Regions from separate parts of the Homo sapiens genome. Here regions 1 and 2 are each linked to region 3. Evidence: read pairs that join two places in POLR2A ChIA-PET (ENCODE). Cell type or tissue: CD4-positive, alpha-beta T cell. All regions are shown on one strand. Each heading gives the region's core, and the rest is flanking DNA. Links, peaks and the distances in the headings are about the cores only. Region 1 overlaps LPIN2 (lipin 2). Region 2 overlaps MYOM1 (myomesin 1). Region 3 overlaps MYOM1 (myomesin 1).

Region 1 (7,636 bases), core at 1,246-6,245, 100 kb after region 3:
TTTAGCACCTTTCTTTGTTTCTTTTTAAAGTATCTCATTACCATCTCTTGATGAAGCACCTTGGTTTGGGATTTGCCATCTCAGTTTTTGGACGAGACACAGTCTCTTAGGAGGGAACACGGGAAGTACCCACCTTACCTGGCTTCACAGTGAATCCTTACCCCTGGCCTTGTTTCGTTACTTAGACCTGGCTAGCAGGCCCTATGTCACCAGAGTCTCCGCAGGCCAGAGGGCATAAAAACACCCAGAGACTGTAGTGGGTATTTATCAATCCTGGTGAGGCCTCTCCCCACAGGTAGAATCATCTGTAGCTGTGTACACTCATGATGTTGGGGAAGTAGCTGGCACTACGTGCCGTACATCTGATGGAGGGCATGGTGTGTATCCTGCTTTGTGTAGTCGTGCCCATATGGTGATTTTGGAATCCTTTGTGTAGCCTTTAACGTTGTCTATTATTAGCATGTTTCTGTCGTGACTGCCATAGGTGGAGCCCACAACAGTGCAGGTGTTTCTTTATCCTTTGAGCTGGGCACCTGGTGGGAACTTTCAATTTGGAAAATCATGTTTCTGACGCCAGGAAATTTCTTGTATGATTTATTTGATAATATCCAACTCCTGCCTTTCCCTACCTTTTTTTCCTCTCCTGTTTCTGTACTTTAAAAAGTCTACAAGTCAGATATTGGGGCCATTTTGGATTGATGCTCTGATATTCATCTTTTTCCTCCTTTTGCCCATTCCTTTATCCTTGTTGGATTTACTGGGAGATCTGCTTTCTACATTTTCTCCTTCTCCTCCTCCTCCTCCTCCTCCTTCTTCCCCTCCTTCCCCTCTTTCCCCTCTTCCTCCTTCTCCTCTTCCTCCTCCTCCTCCTCTTCTTCTTTTTAAAAGAAAAAAAAAAACAAAACAGAGATAGGGTCTCACTAATGTTGCCCAAGTTGGTCTTGAACTTCCAGCCTTAAGTGATCCTCCCACCTCAGCCTCCTGAAGTGCTGGGATTACAGGTGAGACCCACCGTGCCTGGCTATTTTTTAATTTTTGTAGAGACAGGGTCTTGCTGTGTTTCCCAGGCTGGTATTTATTCTCCAACCCTTCTATAGAATGTCTTAATTTTACAATTGTGTGTTAATTTCCAAGAGCGCTTTCTCATTCTTGGATGTTTATTTTTATTAGCGTCCTCTCCTAGCTGCTGGTGGGTTGCTGGCAGCCTTTGGCGTTCCTTGGCTTGCAGATGCATCACCCCAATCTCTGCCTTTATATTCACATGGCGTTCTTCTGTGTGCATGTCTGTCTCTCTGTCCAGATTTCCTCTTTTTTTTTTTTCTTTTTGAGACGGAGTTTCTCTCTGTCACCCAGGCTGGAGTGCAGTGGCGTGATCTTGGCTCACTGCAAGCTCCGCCTCCCGGGCCATGCCATTCTCCTGCCTCAGCCTCCTGAGTAGCTGGGACTACAGGCGCCTGCAACCGCGCCCGGCTAATTTTTTTTTTTTTTTGTATTTTTAGTAGAGACGGGGTTTCACCATGTTAGCCAGAATGGTCTCGATCTCCTGACCTCGTGATCCGCCCGCTTTGGCCTCCCAGAGTGCTGGGATTACAGGCGTGGGCCACGGCGCCTGGACCAGATTTCCTCTTTTTATAAGGACATCAGTCCTACTGGATTAGGGCCAGCCTTAATGACCTCGTTTTAACTTGAATACCTCTGTAAAGATCCCCTTTCCAAATAAGGTCACATTCTGAGCTACCAGAGGTTAGGAGTTCAGCGTTTCTTTTTTGGAGGATATACTTCAACCCAAACAGTGGGTTTTGAGAGTGGGGATAACACATGTGACATCCTCTGGGTTTAACAGGATGTCTAGTTAGAGCAATATTTTTAAAGATGCTTTTAGTTACACCTATCTTCACTAATGATCAGAAAGAAACTCTTAGGAAGTAATTTTTAGATTACAACTGGAGATTTTTGTTCAGACTTGTGACTGCCAAAATTTCTGCATGTTCCTGAATGTTTAATGACAGTATCTGAGTTGTCTCATTTTCACTCTTGGTTTGTTTCTAAAGTCATTTGAAGGTTGGCAAAATGACTAAAGAAAGAACAGCAGTAGTGTCTTATGAGAAAGTAAACCGTATCTATATCCTGGCATAGTTTCGTGAACATGTTAGCCAGGTTCTCATCATGCTCTGTCCCTCCATGTTATACTCTATTTCTTTTTTCAGATATGAGCCTTCTTGGAGCTTTGTTGCTTAAAAAAAAATCTGTCATGTATTTTCCTGTTCTGGGCTCTACAACGCTTTTCTTTCCTTAAAAGTGGCTCTTCCTGCTCTTCCTCCCTCTCTTCAGGGAGCAGCACCCTCTTTTATTTCCTTTATAATAGTTGTCCCAGCCTAACATATGTTGTTGTTGTTGTTTTCTCCCTCCCCACATTAGAATATAACCACTACAAGGGCAGGTACCTTGTCAGCCAAGTTCACTGCTTGATCCCCAGCTCTCAGAATAGAATAGACACTGCTGTTGAGCAGATCAGTGAGTGAAAGAGGCCTTGTTTTCTGACTTTCAAGTGCTGTTTCGCTGACTTGCTGTTGCTCTTGGAAGTCCTTCTCTCTTGTTGAAGTAGCTTAGTATGCAAGTCAGCTTGTGATAACACACTGGTGCAGCCTTACTTGGCATTTGTTTTGCAAAACTACTTAAAAATAGCCTAAATCTGAGTGATTGGTGGCATTGATTGCAGCAGTGCTGTTGGTATGGCCACAGCCTTTCCCTTTACCCAAGTGTCCTCCCAGAGCCAGGAAAGGGAGGTACCTCTCCTTACGTTTCTGAAGATTCCATTGTGGTCCCAGTGGGCACCATGCAGAATTTAATAAAGCAGGGCATGAAACTTGAGCTGTGTTTTGATTGACATTGGGAAAGACTCCTCTGCAGAACACAGGCACAGGGTGCCTGGAGCTGCCTGGCACTGGAAACTCTGCCTCACGGTCACCATGTTCTGTTTAACTGAGACAAGGAGACACTTCAGGCACTTCCAAAGGAAACAGTAGGGAAGTAGTGAATTCATGCTTACCGATCTAGCAGACTTCCCTCTGGGAAGCTGGGGGACTGCATCCTTGAGAGCTAAAAGCAAGAAATTGGAGATGTTTGAAAAACTAAGTCTGTGGCATGGGGGGTAAGGAATCCTCCTGCTACTTCTGTGACATCAGCTAAGTAAGCTGATGAATTGGTGACTTTTTGTTTCTTTTTGAGTTATACTGCTTTTAGTAATTATGGAAGAGCCTGCTCTCCCCCCACAGGAGTCATTAAACAATGATTGATGCCATATGTAAGGTTTGTGAATTGTTTATGCAGCAGAAGTCACCTTTTGATCAGAATTGGGGCACTGTCTTGGTTTCATTGTGGCACACTGCAGAGTTATAGGCATAGTGGCCTGGTACTCTGATGATGTCTTGAAAGTGACTGCTATAGCTTTGACTTCATTAATGTTCCTTTGAATTTGTTATGTTTAGAAAAATACAAGCCTCTGCCAGGTGCAGTGGCTCATGCTTGTAATCCCAGCACTTTGGGAGGCTGAGGAGGGTGGATCACATGAGGTCAGGAGTTCAAGACCAGCCTGGCCAACAGAGTAAAACCCCATCTCTACTAAAAAAAAACAAAAAACAAAAATGAGTCCAGGCACAGTGGCTCAAGCCTGTAATCCCAGTACTTTGGGACACCAAGGCCGGCGGATCACCTGAGGTCAGGAGTTTGAGACCAGCCTAGCCAACATGGCAAAACCCCGTTTCTACTAAAAATACAAAAATTAGCCAGGCGTGGGGGTGGGTACCTGTAATCCTAGCTACTCGGGAGGCTGAAGCAGGAGAATTGCTTGAATCCGGGAGGTGGAGGTTGCAATGAGCCGAGATCACGCCACCGCACTCCAGCCTGGGTGAGGGAGTGAGACTCTGTCTCAAAAGAAAAAGAAAAATACAAGCCTCCAAAAATGAAATGTACATATTTATGATGTGTTGATTCTGGCACCTCTTATGCAGAAGTTTACCATTAGCAAATATAGCAAACTTGGTGCCATTGGCAAGGCCTTTGTAGAACCAAATGATGCTTTATTTGGAGATGGTGGGATGTGGGTCTGTTATTCTGGGATATATATGATACTCAATAGATAGATAAAGATATTGGTCGAGCGTGGTGGCTCACGCCTGTAATCCCAGCACTTTGGAAGGCCGAGGTGGGTGGATCATGACGTCAGGAGATCGAGACCATCCTGGCTAACACGGTGAAACCCCGTCTCTACTAAAAATACAAAAAATTAGCCAGGCGTGATGGTGGGCACCTGTAGTCCCAGCTACTCGGGAGGCTGAGGCAGGAGAATGGCATGAACCTGGGAGCCGGAGCTTGCAGTGAGCTGAGATGGCGCCACTGCACTCCAGCCTGGGTGACAGAGAGAGACTCTGTCTCAAAAAAAAAAAAAAAAAAAAAAAAAAAAGATATTTTCCTGGGAGGTAAGCATGTAGTCATATCTTTTCTGCAACGTCACCATGCCTGTTGAAATGGAGAGGTTGGATGATGTAATTGATGGACATTATAAAAGAACCAATGTAACACTTTTATTTTTGGGATGAAGTCTTGCACTGTCACCAGGCTGGACTGCAGTGGTGCGATCTCGGCTCACTGCAACCTCCCACTCCCGGGTTCAAGCTATTCTCCTGCCTCAGCCTCCCGAGTAGCTGGGATTACAGGCATGCACCACCACGCTCAGCTAATTTTTTGTATTGTTAGTAGAGATGGGGTTTCACTGTGTTGACCACGATGGTCTCAATCTCCTGACCTCATGATCCGCCCGCCTCGGCCTCCCAAAATGCTGGGATTATAGGTGTGAGCCACAGCGCCCGGCCGTAACATTTTATTAATAAGTCTTAAGTTTGTCCATAGAGCTAATTACCTCTAATTCTTCAGTTTTGTCCTCCGTTATACACATGTAATAAGGAAGCTTGGTACCCTGCTTAAAAAATGTGACTGTGAAGGAATATGACCAGAAACTTACACAATGAAATGTACTTTGCACTTTAGGGACAGCATATACATTTCATCTATGCTGTCATTCTGGAAAACATTTTGAAACACCCCTTCCTTTTTAAATTGCTTTCAGAGTCTCACAGTGTATCCTTTTATCCCCAGCGGTGGAAAATCTTTACCCTTCAAGGTAGATTAGGTTTTTGGAAATAGCCAGAAGCCATTCAAAGCAACATCTGATGAACCACGCATGTCAGATGAATCATATTTACTTTTGGAGTATAAGAGTTCTGTGACTATGTGGTATTGACACTCATTTTTATCCTGTGTGGCACCTAAATTAAATTTAAAGATAGTTCTTTCAGGAAGAAAGGGGAGCCCTCATGTCATGTTACACAGTGGTGTATCAGTGGAATTAATTTATTGTAGCCTTCAGAGGTGATTGATTTAAAAGACAATATTCATACTAGAGTGTAGATGTGACTAAACAGTTTTACACCAAAACTTGGAAGAAGAGAAGACACTGGGGACAAATAGGCTGAAGAGTGGGGTTCAGTTGGATGAGTCTTAAGGCATAGGGAAATGGTTTGGGAAGTTAAAACATGCAAAGAGCTGATGATTGAAGCATTTAGATTTAGAAAGTCATTTGTTTTCCTTTCCAGTGTCCCTCATTATTAAATAGCTCCTTGATGGCTAGAATCCTATCCTAACAGTCATCTGCTAAGCACTTACTGTGGCATAGGTCTTGGAACTATTCAGTTCATAGTTCTTTTTTAATGAGAAGAAAAAAGAAAACTAGCATTTATTAAGCAGCTGGTGGTTTCCAGGCACCACCTCATGGGATCCTCACAGCAGTCCTACCTGACAGGTGCTCTGAACCCTGCTATATGAAGGGGGCCTGTGAAGCTTAGGTTGACCTGAAACTGAAGAAGGTTCCATCCTGGAGGTCTGTATCAAGTGGGAGAGCTGTGGTATAAAACTCCCTGTCTAAATTCAGCCAAGTCATGTGCTTGCCGGCCCACCCCTAACATGTTTGTGGGGACCCAGTCAGAACAGGCTTATCAATACAGGGCCATATACCATCTGTTTAAACCAGTGGTTCTCAGCTGCAGACAATTTTGCCCACACACCGCCCCCACCCGCCGCCGGGGACATTCAGAAATAACCGGAGACATTTTTTTGGCTGTCACCACTGGGGAGGGTGCTACTGGCATCTGGTGGTTGGAGGCCAGGGCTGCTACACTCCTCACCTCCCAAGCAAAGAATTATCTGACCAAAAATGTCAATAGGCTGAGAAAACCTGTATCTAAACTATTAAAAGCTGTAAATCCAAAGAAAAGATAAATGTTCGAGGGGATGGATATCCCATTTACCCTGATTTGAGCATTACACATTGTATACATGTATAAAATATTATTATATGTCCTCCCCAACTATGATATATCATTAAAAAATTTTTTTAAAGCTATAAATCCAGTCACCACCCCCATGGCCCGGCCTCCATGGCCACCAGTGGCCCTGCAGAAGCCTTGTCCTTTGCCAGCTGCCCTAGGGAGCCTGACCATAGGTCTGCTGCACACATCTACACTGACCAGGGCACAGGTCTGGGGCAGCTTGGCTTGTGATAACCACCTGTTCCTTTAGCTAAATTGTCTTCAAAAAACTTTCCTAGAGGTCTGAAATGAAGAAGAAAAACACTTACTGCCTTTGTATTTTGGGTTTATGATACACAGAGCCTTCTAAAGTGCAGGACCCAGGACTAAAGGCAGTATTGGTACCTGAGATATTACAGGCACTGGGCAAGTTCTTGAATGATAGGCGTACATTTATGTACAGTCTGTACTGCTTCATTTTAAGGGCTGTTACTGTGTGGTGTAAGGCTAGATTGAGCATGTTTTAACTACTTTGGCTGGGAAGTAATTGACTTTTTCAATACCTGTATGCTCTCATCTTTCAAATAGCAGTGTGGTTTAGAACCAGAGGTTTTTTACTTGGGGTCTGCAGACTAACCATAGAGGGGTTCCATCGGATCCTCAGAGCACAAATCTGTGTATGGTTGTGTCGGTATACATGTATGCTGCTGGTTTGCATGTTTTCTGTAAAGAGGGTATATTGCAAAGCTTAGTTGGGTTCTCAGAAATGAGAATGGCACAAACTACTCATGGGCTATATATATTCTCTAGGGTTACTTCTAGATGTTTAGAAGCTAAGATTAGGAATTTGTGTTGAGATCAGAAGTGGATTTGTTGTGGTCCAGTGTAATTTTTGACTGAAGGAAGAAGCTCTCTGTTGTGTGTAGGTATACATAAAATGAAAGTTACACGTTAACTTTTTGTTGAAGTTATTGCTGTGGAATCACCAAGCTCGTGGTAAAAACTAAGTTGTGGGAAATACTTTGCTTTCTACTTAGTAGAGTTGAATGCTCAGAAAGCCATAGTTTTCGAAATGTCAGATTGTTTTACCTAGAAGGATACATAGAAATTATCTAGAAATTCACTTTTTGGGTGAGGAAATTGAGGGTTAATGATATTCAGTGAGTTGTTCAAATAACCTAGGAAGTTTGTAACAGTATAGGAATAGAAGATGATATTTATAGCCAAGAACAAATATATTCTCATTTTAAACTATGGACTGTATTGACATTGCT
Region 2 (7,636 bases), core at 868-5,867, 97 kb before region 3:
TCTTTTTCTTTTTCTTTTTTGAGATGGAGTCTCGCTCTGTCACCCAGGCCAGAGTGCAGTGGTGCGATCTCGGCTCACTGCAAGCTCTGCCTCCCAGGTTCACGCCATTCTCCTGCCTCAGCCTCCCGAGTAGCTGGGACCACAGGCGCCTGCCACCATGCCCAGCTAATTTTTTGTATTTTTAGTAAAGACGGGGTTTCACCATGTTAGCTAGGATGGTCTCGATCTCCTGACCTCGTGATCCGCCCGCCTTGGCCTCCCAACGTGCTGGGATTACAGGCGTGAGCCACCGCGCCCAGCCTTAACACTTCTTTTTTTAAAAAAAATCAAGTGTGGTCTTTAGTATTTTTCTATTGATTGAATGTTTCATAAAATTAGACTATTTATACAGTAGTATATGGATAGAACTTATAAATAAACATATATAGGTAGTATGCTCCCAATTTTTTTAAATTGAGAGTACTTGATCATAAAGGTTGGAGATCCCAGCACTTTGGGAGGCCAAGGCAGGCGGATCACCTGAGATCAGGAGTTTGAGACCAGCCTGGCCAACATGGCGAAACTCTGTCTCTACTAAAACGTACAAAAATTAGCTGGCCATGGTGGCGTGCGCCTGTAATCCCAGCTATTCAGGAGGCTGAGGCAGGAGAATTGTTTGAACTCGGGAGGCAGAGGTTGCAGTGAGCCGAGATCGCGCCATTGCACTCCAGCCTGGGTGACAGAGTGAGACTCCGTCTCAAAAAAAAAAAAAAAAAAGGAAGTTGGAGATGACTGGTATAGTGTAAAGAACACTAACCTGAAAATCAAGAAGAGATGAATGCTAGTCCCAGTTCACCACCAACTCACTGTGTGAGCATGGGTGAGTTACAAACACTCTCCAGGCTTTGCTTTCCACATCTGTCAAATCAAGGGCCTGATATAAATATCCCCGAGTCCTCTTTCAGCTCTGAGATTCTATAAATGGTTTTGTTCTTGCTTTTCCTGTTACGAAGTTGAACAAGTAGGTGGTTATGATATTTTCTGTTCAGTATTTGAATTAAATGCAGGTGTAAGTCTACTTCTGAGTTCCTGGAATATTTCCGGAGAGTGCATTTTGTACCTTGGCTACATCTCTTCCCTGTGGTGCTACCAGTCATAGATGTATGTGATAATGTCCTACACACCAGGATATGTATTTAAAATCTGTTAACTGTAGACATATTAACAAGGACTAGCATAATTGGTGGGGGAGTACAAAAAGATGTACCTAGATATAGATACAGTTACAGGCTCATAGATACCTGCACACACACACAATTAACCCTTGCCTTTTGCTTAATTTGATTGCTTTCATCAAAATTCAGAAAGCTTCAAGATTTAAGCTAAGTACATTAAAAAACACTACATGTAGTTTTAATAGGTAAAGACTGACACCAGTCCATACATATTGTTTGGTATCTACTCAGAAACTGAGTTGTTGGCTTATTTTCAAAATTTAAATACATAAAAGCCCAAGGGGTTAGCAATCCCTTATTTAACTCTTTGATTTAAGATCAAAGAAATTTAAAATCTACATATTCGATGTAACTCCTTTAGAAACATTATTCAACTTTAAAATTTGATAGAGTAAGATGTTGGACTTCAGAGTTCATGGATCATGACAAAATAGACTATGGATGGTTTTTCTTAAGATAATTATGCTTATTATAACATAGTCACTTTCTTTAAAGTTTGTGTCTCTCTGATTTAGTTTTGTTTGGTAGCCTCAATACATAAACGTCTTAGCATTACTAAATCATCAGTTTGCATTGTATTTTAACACCTAATTCTTCAATACTCTTTATTAGAAATCAAAGGCTTGAAGAAATATTAGCATAATAAAAGTGAAGATCTTGCGTTTTCTAAGCAGTACTATATAACACATAACATCATAATGCTTTTTAAAAATTCTTCTGTTCCAAATGAAATATGAAGTGGAAGCTGATGAAAGTGCCATGAGTCTTTAGCATAAAGTTCAACTATTAAAAATCAGCTCTTACATTGGAAGGACATAAAGAAAAAAAAAAGCAGCGCCTGTGATTTACTTGTGAGAATGGAATACTCATATTATGGCACATTCTATGTAATAAATGCATTATTTTAAGAATTTGTCTTAAAGGATAAATGACAGAAAAAGGAGCAATGCAATGAAAAGAATAACAAATCATAGCTATTTTGATGTAAATAAATGTCAAAAAATAATGAGCTCATGAGACTATGACTGTGGCCACTAGAATGGAAGTAAAGAGAGAAAAGCAAAAGCAGAAAAACAGGAGAGAAATTAGAAATCCAACTGTTCTGGAAACAGGGGAAAAAATGAAACTCTTAAGCCCCATAAGTATGTTATTTTGGATGCTAATGGAATAAAGAGGTGAGGGAAAATACCACTTTAAACTTAGACCTGTATAAGCACAGCCTGTACTTTGTGACCTGCCGGGGTATAGAATGCAGTCGTTTTGCTGCTGCCCAGGACAGCTGGCCAGGAACAAATGTCACCCTGGCTTCCAGTTTGTAACCAATCCACAAGCTTAAATTCAAAGTTCTAACCTTTAGTTTTAATGCTCATCATAGAAAAAGAGATGGATATTCCCCACTGGGGGAGGTGGTAGATAGTGGGGAAGGAAGAGTTTGGCCATTTCCATGCGACCTCCCTGGAGGATTCAAGGGGCCGCTGCCTGCCCTGCATGTCAAAGTCCTGTGCTACTTGTTTTCTCGCATCGTCATATATCCATTTTGTACCATGTATGTGCTTGGCCTCTCTTCTGCTTTTGATTAGGTAATCCCTTTTGCTTTTTCAAATGATTTTCCAAGATTAGGAAATGGTCAAGGTTTGGATGGTTTGGAAGGTTTTTCTATTTCAACTGGGCAGCTTGGCTTTTCCCATGCCACAATACCCCTGTTCACCTTGTCTTTAGAGATTCTCTAGACGGGGGCTCTTAAAAAATACATTAACTTTTTTTTTTTTAAGAATAGTTTCAAATTTACAAAATGATTACAAGGATAGTGCAGAGGGTTCCCATACAGATCCCTATTGTTAACATCTTTCTTAATGTGTAGATCAGGGACTTTTAGCCCCAAGTTCATGGATTGACTTCAGGGAGTTCATGAACTCCTGAAGTTTATGCCAAATTGTTTATGTTTGTATGAAAATGCATTTCATTTCATTCAAGAGCTATATAAATTAAGACTATTCTTTTCATTTCATCAGTCCTTTTCCTCTGCTATCTCTGCTCTCATGTTTTCCACTTCCCTAGTCAATTTTTTGGTTTATTAGAACACTACCTGCCTCCAAGTGCACATTTGTACCAGTGTGCACAGGAAGCCAGAACTGACCAAAGGCTTCCTTATCGCACCCGTGTGCACCACTGAGTCAATCGGCATCGTGTGTTCCCATAAAATATGTTAACTCTATCATTTAATAAGCCCCACGTCCCTTCAAAGGCAGGAGTTGCCTATAATACATAAAGGTCTCAGTGTAAACCAAGGGTCCTACATCAGGATGGACCTGTCTAGAAAAGTATGCATTTTAAATAAGCTCCCAAAAGAATTTGGATGCACCATGTATCAAACCATTTATATAGACTGCCTAAATTTCCAACATGACATTAACACAAAAGGGCATTTAGAACTATCATAAAAACATCACTCTTTTCCCTTGAAACTTTAAGTGGGGGAAAAAGCCATGCAATTACTGTAGCCATAAAGTTATTATCACTATTTTTCTTTTCTGTCTATATAGAATCCATTATTTGAAATCTTTCTAACTCTACTTTAATTCTAAAGATAAGAGATAATTGTAACATTAGAGATCTAGGATTTGGTAAAATTTCTCCCAAGTTAAAACTTCCTCTATCGTATTTTGAATATTGTAAATGCCTTTTTTTGTTACTGTCTGATGTTAGGTGGTTTATTTCAGACTTACAGATTCCAGTCTGCTGTTAGATGATTATTCATCCAAGTTGAGCCCCAAACCAAAGAGAGCCAAGCACAGCCTACTGTCTGGAGAAGAGAAAGAAAATTTGCCCAGTGACTACATGGTACCCATTTTCTCAGGACGGTGAGTGTGCTTTTTCTTCCTGGCTTTAATTTTTAAGAAGTATATAGTAAGTGCTATAGGAATGGCAGATTATAGTCATAATTGTTGTGGACAGATTATAGAAATAGCAGCTAACATTTATTGAGCACTTGTTAGATTATAGTAAAAGCAGCTAACCTTTTATTAAGCACTTACTATATACTGATTCAGATCTGAGGAAGCTGGGAACCCTGCACTGAGAGAGATGTGTTAACTGTGTTAAAAGGGACTTCCTCTTCAGAAATTTTGCCATCACGTAGGATGGTTACATGACAAACAAGAATGATCAGAACTTAATGCTGCTTATAAAACTAGCTGGAATGGGAAGTGGATCCTGGGATGCTTGTGATTGGACAGGACAGCCAGAGTAAAAAGAAAGCTTCAAAAACTACAAAATGTTGGGTGAATTTTTATTATTGTGTGTGTGTGTGTGTGTGTATATATATATATATGTATATGTACATATATATGTATATGTACATATACATATATATATGTATGTATATGTATATATATTTATGTATTTGAGATAGGGTCTCACTCTGTTACCCAGGCTGGAGTGCAGTGGCACAAACATAGCTCACTGCAGCCTCAACCTCCCAGACTCAGGCAATCCTCCTACCTCAGCCTCCCAAGTAGCTGGGTCCACAGGCACGAGCCACCACACCCAGCTAATTTTTTTAAAAAATTATGTGTAGTGATGGGGTCTCACTATATCGCCCAGGTTGGTCTTGAACTCCTGGGCTCAAGTGATCTTCCCTGCTTGGCCTCCCAAAGTGCTGGAATTACAGGCATGAGCCACCACACCTGGCCTGGGTGAACTTTTAAAAAAAAACCCAAGATGACACATTTAGGTAGCTGAAAAATATCTTGGTTATCAATGTGGTTTTAATTATTATTCATTGGGGGAAAAAATCTCATCATAATTTGAATGCCTTGTTCAATGGGAAATAGATTGCTATTTACTTTGAGGTAAACTTCAGACAAAATAATCACTAAATCACAAGTCTGTGTGATGCCACTTTTCTATCTTTATTGCATAAACATTATTTTTGAGCAGTAATAATATTTAAAGGAATCTTGAAAGGAAACTTGTCCTGGACACCAAGATTAAAGCTCAACAGGAGCTTTCTGGTTCATCTCCTATTTATTTCTCTTTGAACAGAGAGTTATTCCCATAGCTCAGGTGACACTCAAAGTGAGGCCATCCTCTAAGAGCAAATGTCATGGAAAAGTAGATCCTCTTGGAAGTCAGGAAATAATTTGGTTGTGATTGATGGTGACCTACTTCTGTTGCCTGTGTTTTTCTTTCCATTGCCCTCTGACAGTTCCTTTCTGACTTGTGTCAGAGGCTAATGTCATAATTGCTCTGAACCCAATTAGGAAGGTAAAGGGATAAATAACATTCTATTTTTAGCTTTTTATTTGATATCTTTGCTATCTCTGATTTTTTTAAGTGAACTTTCCAGACAAACATGTTTTCACTGCTAAGTATGGATGCCCAGCCTTTTGACCTCTTCACAGTAGCTTAATGTAACTCGCATTCCTTATAAGAGATGGTAGGCTAGAGCGGTAAAATCTTTTGTCTCCAGTATTTTTCCCACTCTGTTTCAAAAAATCATTTAAAAACCACATCAGCTTAACACCAGCCTACGTGACATGACTCCACCTGGCAGGGCACAAAATGAAGCTTCTTACTCCTAACATCTTCTCCCTGCTCTGTCCACACCAAACTATTTTTCTCTTCCGGGCCAATCTCAAGAAGTGATCATTTACAAATACACTGTGATAAAAGAAGACGTGAGGCCAGGCACGGTGGCTCATGCCTGTAATTCCAGCACTTTGGGAGGCTGAGGCGGGCAGATCACAATGTCAGGAGATTGAGACCATCCTGGCTAACACGGTGAAACCCGGTCTCTACTAAAAATACAAAAAAATTAGCCGGGCGTGGTGGCGGGCACCTGTAGTCCCAGCTACTCGGGAGGCTGAGGCAGGAAAATCGCTTAAACCTGGGAGGCAGAGGTTGCAGTGAGCTGAGATCACGCCACTGCACTCCAGCCTGGGCCACAGAGTGAGACCCCATCTCAAAAAGAAAAAAAAAAAAGATGTGAAGAAAAATTGATCTTCTAGGCTTTATTTCTAGTTCTCCATTATATCTTATATGATGTCATCACCTATACTCTGTTACTGTGTCAAAAATAACATTTCACAGTGGTTTTGGCAGTATTAACAATCTGAGGAGAGGATGGAAAAGAAATGAACATTTGTTGAGTGTCTATTATTATTTGCTGGGACTCACGCAAGGTGCTTTATATAAACCATCTTGCTAAATTCTCCATACAACCCTGCAGAGATATTAATATATCAACGTTTTGGACAAGGAAATCATGGCAGAGTGACTTGCTGAAAGCTGCATGCCTGGGAGGTAAAGAATTGAAAGTCCCACGTAGGCCTGGCGAATGCAGTGGACATGCCCTCTGCACTCACAGTGTGCTTCTGGAAAATACCATTTCCTCTGCATGGCACCTGAAATTTCCACTTATATTCCAATAAATCGAGTAAACTTTGTGTCAACAAGAGATTTTTGAATTGAGACTGTCAGAGATTCGCAGAGTACCGGGAGATTTTAAATTTATTTTTACTTTGTAGTAGTATACTTTTGTCAACATGTTAGCCTCACAGTTTTGCTTTTGTGTCCACATTATAGAAGGGTTATCACTGATAAATCCTGACTTTTACTTAAAGGAGAATATCCCTATTGCCTGGGTCTAACATACTTTTTAACTGTAGTTGAGTTCTCGTGTGAAATAATTAGTTTTTTTTCGAAGTTTAGCTTCTTTGTAAATGGAAAAGGCAAGGAGACTATCACTTCATTTGGCCCTCTAGAGCTGTGCCAACATATCCAGTATCAGTAGTAATGAGAACTTAAACATAAAGTTCTCTTACTTGGAGCCTGGGGCAAGACTAGCACTGAATATGATCCATCATTACATGAATTGAAACAGCTCACAAAGCTCATTTCACATCTCCCTATTGCATATTGACTTCCATAGAGAATTCCAAGCAAATTCTCCTGATGGTTTGTTTTGTATTCAGTTAGTAATTCATTCATTTCCTATCTTGTTCAAAAAAGAATGAGAGGTCATTATGTGAGGACACTAAGCTAAAAATCTTTCATCTTCTTCCTGCCCCCCAAATAATAATGGACATATTACTAACATCCATAGTAGGGATTAGCTTATTAATATTTACGGAGAGAGAAAAAAACTTAAAATTTACTCACTACATTTAGTCAGAAACAACGTGGACTCATCTCGTCTGCCAGATGTTTTAGGAATAGTCCATGAGAAACCCCAATCTTGGCAAATGTGGAATCTCATTCCTCAGCAAGCAGCATAGATTTAGATGCTAGGAACTTGCTAACACAATGGCAGCATTTGCTTACATTCTGAAGTAATCATTCTTAGAATGCACGATTCTGTCTTAAGAGGTCTAAGGAGACTCAATGTCAAGAGAATCTTCGATGTAATCAATACACTCTCT
Region 3 (7,636 bases), core at 1,645-6,644:
CATCACTCATGCGTGACACAATAGTACATGGGAAGAAAGCTCTATGTGGAAGTATAAGATGAACGAGCTCTAGGCCCATCTCTACCAGGAGCTGGCTATATAACCTTGGGCAGCTATTTAACTTCCATAAACCTCGGATTTCTTTTTCTATAAAATGAGCATGGGGAGAATGGAGGAATTGTATGATCTATCATTGCCTTTCAACGCCAAGATTTTGAGTATTCTTTTTACTTTGCTTTATAGCAAAAGCTTACCAAGCTTTGTATTTTCATAGTGTCAACCACATTGGATTGATATGATAAAGCAAATATTTGATAAAGCACAGTATTTCTAAGTACTTTTTTCTATTACAATGAAGCCCAGTGTGTCTCAGAAATCAAAGAAAAAACTAGCAATTTTGCTGTAGAATGACAAGGAAATACCAAATATAATTAAAGGATGTTTTTCTGCCACCATGCTGTAAATTTCTTGACATAAAACACATTTGCCCCAAGAAAAGATAATTGAACGATAATTTTTTCTCCCAGTTTATACACTTAACATTTCAATGTTTGGTTGATCTTAGACACTGCCTAGCAATATAGCTTACCAAAGTTAGAAAACCCAGTGAACTTGGCCACTGAGCCATTCATTTACTTATTACACATACTATGTGCCAGACAAGGTACAGGGTGCTGGGGGTGACACAGTAAACAAAGCAGTTCCTGTCTCTGAAGGCACAGGGATTACACAGTGAGGAGAATACAGATGCTTTGAGCTCAAGATGCTTATAATAAGTTCAGAAAAGGGAAGAGCAGGAGATGGCATAGGAGAGGCACCCAGAGTTACCAACAGCAGGTTCTGCCCTTGGCGGGGGAAGTGTCTGGCTCCCAGCAGGGACTGATCAGCTGGGTATTTTTCTGCAGGATATGCACTGATAAGCAACATAGCTTGGGCATGTGGAATTTGTGCCAGTTCCACTCTCCCGTCACCATCACCCCCTGGAAGGAGGTAAGGAAAGTCCTCCCAGAGTAAATGACATTGAATCTGAGACACCAAGAACATGTAGGCTGTAGCTCAGCAAGATGAGAGGAGGTGTCCAGATGAAAGGAGTAGTATACACAAATGCCCAGATTCAGGGGAAACACAGGCCCACAGATCCCACACAGCCTCATTTCTAAGAAAAATATTTTGTTCCGAAGGACGAAAATGACCTTCAAAGACCTTGGGATGGATGACTTGGGTATTTACTCTTGCGATGTAACAGACACTGATGGAATAGCATCAAGCTACTTAATAGATGAGGAAGGTAAGTTTAAAATCAGTGCATTCACACATCGAATGTTGCTTTGAATTCTCAGTTATTCTTAAGTGACTTTTATTTTAGTAGTTTAAGGTTTAACTGCCTTCTTTTTCCCCCTACAGAATTGAAACGTTTACTTGCTCTCAGCCATGAACACAAGTTCCCAAGTAAGTATCCACAATACATTCACAGGTTTTTAGCAGTCTTACTAGGCAGCAACTTCTGGAATAGATCAGATGACAGCTCTGATGGGATTAAGAGAGAGACTCTTGAGAACATATAATGGAACACACATCAGTAGCTACAGATGTGCTTTCTAGAAGTGATGCCTTTTCCTTTGCGGTTGTTCTCCAGAGATACCAAGGATACTAACATAGAAAATATATCCCATGCTCCATTACATGGCGAAGTGTCAGGCTACACAGGTGTAACATCTGAGTAATTAAGTTCTTCACTTTTTGCCCACATATGTTGGAATCACATATATATTTTCTGGATATATTCACTTATATGTCTTTATGCAAACTAATCTTTTCCTAAGTAAGATTGGCACTTAAAAGCAGAATCATACCTCTAAATAAAGACAATATAAAGACAGTGCCTACCATTTTCAACTCCTGGAAAATTGGGCAAACATGCCTTCGTCAGAAAAAGAATCCCTCTGAACAATGTACAACCCTTCAATAAAGCACCTTCTACATAAAAGATTAAATTCCACACTTGACACTAAGAGAAGAGAAGGAAGTCAGAAATGACCCTTGGAAGGTTCCACTGGCCAGATGGGGGGATCTCTTGCCATTAGTACCCACTGGCCAAGGTAGTGAAGCATCCAGAAAGTTGCACCCTGGAGTTTGAGAAAACAAGTAGAAAGTGATAGTATACACCCATTCTTTTTAAATCAGAAATTTTAATACTTAAAATATAAATCCTCCACTAATAAAGGAGTTTCAGGAACCCAGAAAACTATATTCCTATTCCAGACTATGGACAAACAGCCTTTGTATATTGATATATGTGCATTTTTCTAGGAAGAGTATCCTTCACTTTTAGTAAATTCCCCAATGGAGACTGTAATTTAAAAACACACACCACTGCTCTAGAATGAATTGCGGACCTTCTCTTACATCTGCAAGGAGTGACTTGTTTGATAGTGAGGCTGAGTGCTGGTGATATTGGCCTCAGCTGTAATGTTCTCAAAACCAACTTTGGCTGGGCACAGCGGTTCACACCTGTACTCCCAGCACTTTGGGAGGCCGGAGCGAGAGGATCACTTGAGGCCAGGAGTTCAAGGCTGCAGTGAGCCATGATCACGCTACTGCACTCCACCCTGGGCAACAGAGCGAGTCCGTATCTCTAAAAACAAAAACTAACCCAACTTTGTTCAGCAAAGTAGCAGAGTGGAGGGCCCATGAGACACGACTGTAGGGCGCAGACTTCTAAATTCTAGGGAAGAACCCTCTATGCCACCATGTGGCATTAGGCAAGCCATTTCTCATCTGTATGCTTATTCACCATAAAACTGGAAAAGTAATATCATGAGTGAGGTTTCAAATGTTAATTTTGAAAAAGTTTATGGAAAGTACTAAAGTGTATTGCAAAGTGTTTGGACTGGACTCTCTTTGTTCTGGACTTTTGACTCAAGCTGTGCGCCTGGGCAGCTCACTTTTATTTCTCTGTGCCTTGGTTTCTTTTCCAGGAATGGCTATCACAGTGGTTTATAGCACCTCCCATATAGAAATGCTGTAAGAGGGTGGGGTGTGGTGGCTCACACCTGTAATCCCAGCACCTTGGGAGGCCAAGGTGGGTGGATCATGAGGTCAGGAGTTCAAGACCAGCCTGACCAACATAGTGAAACCCCATCTCTACTAAAAATACAAAAAATTAGCTGGGTGTGGTGGTGGGCGCCTGTAATCCCAGCTACTCAGGAGGCTGAAGCAGGATAATTGCTTGAACCCGGGAGGCGAAGGTTGCAGTGAGCCGAGATCGTGCCACTGCACTCCAGCCTGGGTGACAGAGCAAGACTCCATCTCAAAAAATAAAAATAAATAAAAATAAAATAAAATAAATGCTGTAAGAGATAATAAATATGGTATTGATGAATCCATGAACTATTCAGGAAAAATATGAACATTAATTGAAACAGACCAGTGATCCCTGAACCTGCTGCCCAACGCAGAAGTCTCCAAGCTACATAAGATGGTTGTACTTTCTACTCTCGAACATTGACAGAAATGGGGAGAAACAGCAGCACCTACTAATCTAGTCAGATAATAAACATTGATTAAGTGTCTAGACAACAACTAGTCCAAACAACATTTACATTCAGCTTAAAGGTTGGAGATGAGAGAAGATGGGGTGTCACTTTTGAGCTCAAGATGCCCAGGCCTCCCTGGAGTTTAGTGTTCATATGGACTTGGAGAGAGAATTAGTCCGGGCAGTAGGCATTGCCTGATGTCATTATCATTTATGCTGAGATATTTTATCTTGCATAAGCCCAAGAACTCTGATTATTGGTGCTACGAGAGAGGGTAGCAGCAAACTCAGTTATCCTTTTATTAGAGACCCAGTGTCGCATTTTGGTAGAGAGACCCTGAGAATGTGATTAAAACTCTGACATTCGGCTGGGCAAGGTGGCTCATGCCTGTAATCCCAGCACTTAGGAAAGCCAAGGCGGGAGGATCACTTGAGCCCAGGAGTTCAAGACCAGCCTGGTCAACATGGTGAAACCCTATCTCTACAAAAATACAAAAATTAGCCAGGTGTGGCCGCAGCTCCTCGAGAGACTGAGGCGGGAGGATCACTTGAGCCCAGCAGTTGGAGGCTGCAGTGAGCCGTGATCATGCCACTGCACTTCAGCCTGGGTGACAGAGTGAGAATCTGTCACAAAAAAATGAGTATAAAAATCACAAAATAACAAACTCTGACATGCAAGTATCAGAGCCCCCAACCCAAGGGTGTTTTGGTTAACCCAAGGAAGCAACATTTTTCAATACTAAAACTCCAGCTCTTTTCTTTCCCCTACCACTATCAGACCAATGAGGTCACAAGGTGAATATCTTCAGAGGTCTGGTGGTAGGATCAAAGTAGCACATGCAATTTCTTGATTCATACCCACTTCCTGTTGGTAAATGCTGGCATGTTGATGAAGTCGTTTTCTTGAGATTTTGTAAAGTTTTAAACTGTCTTATTTCTTAGAGAATGTAATAAAGAGTATAGTATTCCTTTATCCTTTGGCACAGTAAATTCTCCTATTTTAAGCTGTTTTCAAAATTATTTTGAAAACCACTAAACACGTGCCTTAAACCTACAAATAACATATTTCGCTGAGGCACATTAACTGCCAGAGAAAAGAGCCTAAGGAAATTTGGAGCTGAGTAAATAGAAAAAATAGAAATGCACAAAGCTAAAAATAGAAATCGACTTAGTCTATCTTGCCAGTATTGATACTAAATTGCAGTGTGGAAAGATAGCTTATTTGAATATATATCCATACACCAAGAATTCAAGGTATTTTGAGGGGGTGGGTGGAGGGTACACTTTGGTATTATCAGCATGCTGCATAATAGCCCTTCATTTGCAGACACCGGTTTTTACCCCTCTTGTATACATGCACTATATGTGGGGAGGCAAGCACAAGCACGTATACATAAATACAGATATGTTGGTGTGTCCTCTTAGGTGTCAACATATTATATTCTAAAATTAGTGGTTGTAAAATTTAACCAGGTGTGGTGGCTCTCGCCTGTAATCCCAGCTACTCTGGAGGCTAAGGTACAAGAATCTCTTGAACCTGGGAGGTGGAGGTTGCAGTGAGCCGAGATCATGCCATTGCCTAGGTGACAGAGTGAGACTCCATCTCAAAAAAAAAAAAAATGGTGTTTCTAGGGTGTTGTAGAAGCAACTAGAGGAGGAGAGAGATAACAAAATATTAACAGCCAACATTAATAGAGCATTTATTATATGCCAGGCTCTTTATAGAGTATTTAAGCAGTATATATTATTTGAATTCCACAATGACCTTAAAAGGGTTGGTATTGTGGCGATTTGATTTTAGAGGGGAAGAACATGAGGCCCAGAGAGGTTAAGTAACTAGATCATTTGCAAACAGCTGGTTAAACCCAGGTGGTCTGCCTCTGGAGCCTGCTCCCCTGACTGTGATGTGGGCTATCTCTATGTAGGCACGGCCACATTTGCTCCGTGCCCACTGTGGACATTCAAGGCGGCCAGCATTCCCCAGACGATGTTCTCAGGACTCAGGGAGGACAGTGAACATTAAGGGAGCTGGAGACTTCCAGGAGGGCCTGTTCCTCCTCCTCCCTCATCACTCTGGGCCTCTTAGGTAACCTCCTCACTCACATAGTAAGTTTCCTAGAATGAGGTCTCCAGATATTTTTAGAAGAAATTGTGCTTTCTACTCTCCTCAAGACTTAGTTGTAGCAAGCATGAGCATCCTGTAAGGGAGAAGCTTAGCCTCTGCCCTTGCTGCCCTGGTGCACTCAGACATCCTGCTCACACTGGAAAACCACCGTGTGGACAACGAGGACCAAGAGGAATACAGAAGAGAGGGAGTGACCCTGCTCTCAGCTCCACCACCCAGACGTGTTACCACTGTCTCCTGGGGTGCAGTTGAGATTTTGTAAAGAGACCAGTAAAGTGAGGGGAGGAAGATAACCAACCTTCTTGAACACAGACCACTATTCACAGTACCTTAATGTGTTCTCTTACTATATTTACATTTGTTTGTTTGTTTATTTATTTGAGACAGAGTCTCACTTTGTTGCCCAGGCTGGAGTGCAGTGGCGCGATCTCGGCTCACTGCAACCTCCGCCTCCCAGGTTCAAGCAGTTCTCCTGCCTCAGCCTCTTGAGTAGCTGGGATATAGGCGCCCACCACCACGCCTGGCTAATTTTTGTAATTTTAGTAGAGATGGGGTTTCACCATGTTGGCCAGGCTGGTCTCGAACTTCTGACCTCAAGGGATTTGCCCCCCTCGGCCTCCCCAAGTATTAGGATTACAGGCGTGAGCCACCATGCCCGGCCTTATATTTACTCTTCATAGCACATCCATGTTAGCAGGTGAGGGACACGAGGTCTAAAGGAGGAGAGTAACTGGTCCAGATCTTGGTGGGACTCCAAAGCCCACCTTCTCTCCACCTTGAAACCCCCTCAATAGATGACATCTGAGCCCCCTCTCAGTCCTGCATTGGAATGAATGTATCACACTGAACTTGGTAGTGAATATGGAATAATGCAAAGAAAATCATCCCTTGAAACTTGAAAAGGGTAGTTTTAAAATAAATACAAAGAAATATTAATTTACATTTGACATAAGTTTAGGAAGCTTCTAATTTAAAATACAGCACATGCCAACTAGATGAGGTGGCTCACACCTGTAATCCCAACACCTTGGGAGGCCAAGGAGGATCACTTGAGGTTAGGAGTTCAAGACCACCTGGGCAACATAGTGAGTCTCTTTCTAATAAAAGAAAAATAAAAAACTAGCCGAATGTGGTGGTGCGTGACTGTTGTGTGAGCTACTCAGGAGGCGGAGGTGAGAGGATCGCCTGAACCCAGGAGGCAGAGGTTGCAGTGAGCCGAGATCATGCCACTGCACTCCAGCCTGGGCAACAGAGTGAGAACCTATTGCAAAAAAAAAAAGAAAAAGAAAAAGAAAAAACACCAACCAAAAGCCACAGTAGAAAGTTACAGATATTAGCTACAAGTGCCCCTATGCCCCTAGAGGTAAGTTCATCTTCCTCATTTTTACAGTTGAGACAACTATGATTCAAAGAGAATGAACAACTTGCTCCAAGTGACAGTCCCAGCATCAGAGCTGAGTCCCTCTGTCTTTAATCTAAGGCTTTCCCTGCAACTCTCACTGCCTCTGGGCTTTGCAAGAAGCAGGTGCTACATTGTCATTTCCATTGTGTGGTTTTTTTTTTTTTTTCACTTGATGGAAAATGAGTACCAATATAATTGGTTACCAATATAATTACTGTGTTTATTTTTACTTTTCATAGCTGTCCCAGTTAAATCAGAGTTGGCAGTTGAAATTTTGGAGAAAGGCCAGGTCCGGTTTTGGATGCAGGCTGAGAAACTGTCTGGCAATGCCAAAGTCAACTACATATTTAACGAGAAGGAAATTTTTGAAGGCCCGGTAGGTTTTACACTGTTTAGACTTTTTAATGTATCATTGTAGAATACACTGAGGAAGCCTTATGTGGATGTGGATATGTTGTTATAAAAACCGCTGGGTGGTGGAGTGGGAGAGTTTAAATCCTTCTCACAAGTGAAAACTGTGAAATGAAAATACAGATTGACTATAACATATTATGCAAACTGGGACGCTTTGAGA

Evidence for each region. Peaks named below come from ENCODE experiments on the same cell type or tissue, not always from the same donor. Only the 100,000 strongest peaks of a DNase experiment are listed, where the experiment ranks them.
Region 1: POLR2A ChIA-PET joins it to region 3 with 6 read pairs; 6 of 35 experiments call an interaction of 5 or more read pairs at or near these places.
Region 2: POLR2A ChIA-PET joins it to region 3 with 6 read pairs; 4 of 35 experiments call an interaction of 5 or more read pairs at or near these places.

Annotation. Positions count from the first base shown.
Region 1 is chr18:2,993,294-3,000,929 of GRCh38, reverse strand. The region is part of intron 1 of LPIN2 (lipin 2); the gene reads left to right. Among named protein-coding and RNA genes, the nearest start is that of LPIN2, 16 kb to the left of the region's middle. RefSeq lists enhancers at 1,062-1,984, 2,099-2,198, 2,466-2,615, 2,686-2,785. In CD4-positive, alpha-beta T cell, for the core only: a CTCF peak has its summit at 6,178 (motif pointing left); DNase peaks (open chromatin) are centred at 1,396, 1,769 and 6,179; H3K4me3 peaks cover 652 bases; H3K27ac peaks cover 1,980 bases.
Region 2 is chr18:3,190,257-3,197,892 of GRCh38, reverse strand. It overlaps MYOM1 (myomesin 1), which reads left to right. Exons shown (of 38, transcript NM_003803.4): 3 at 3,935-4,075. Among named protein-coding and RNA genes, the nearest start is that of MYOM1, 26 kb to the left of the region's middle. In CD4-positive, alpha-beta T cell, for the core only: no CTCF peak of the experiment used is centred there; no DNase peak of the experiment used is centred there.
Region 3 is chr18:3,093,972-3,101,607 of GRCh38, reverse strand. It overlaps MYOM1 (myomesin 1), which reads left to right. Exons shown (of 38, transcript NM_003803.4): 24 at 1,182-1,288; 25 at 1,405-1,449; 26 at 7,302-7,438. Among named protein-coding and RNA genes, the nearest start is that of LPIN2, 85 kb to the right of the region's middle. In CD4-positive, alpha-beta T cell, for the core only: no CTCF peak of the experiment used is centred there; a DNase peak (open chromatin) is centred at 4,347.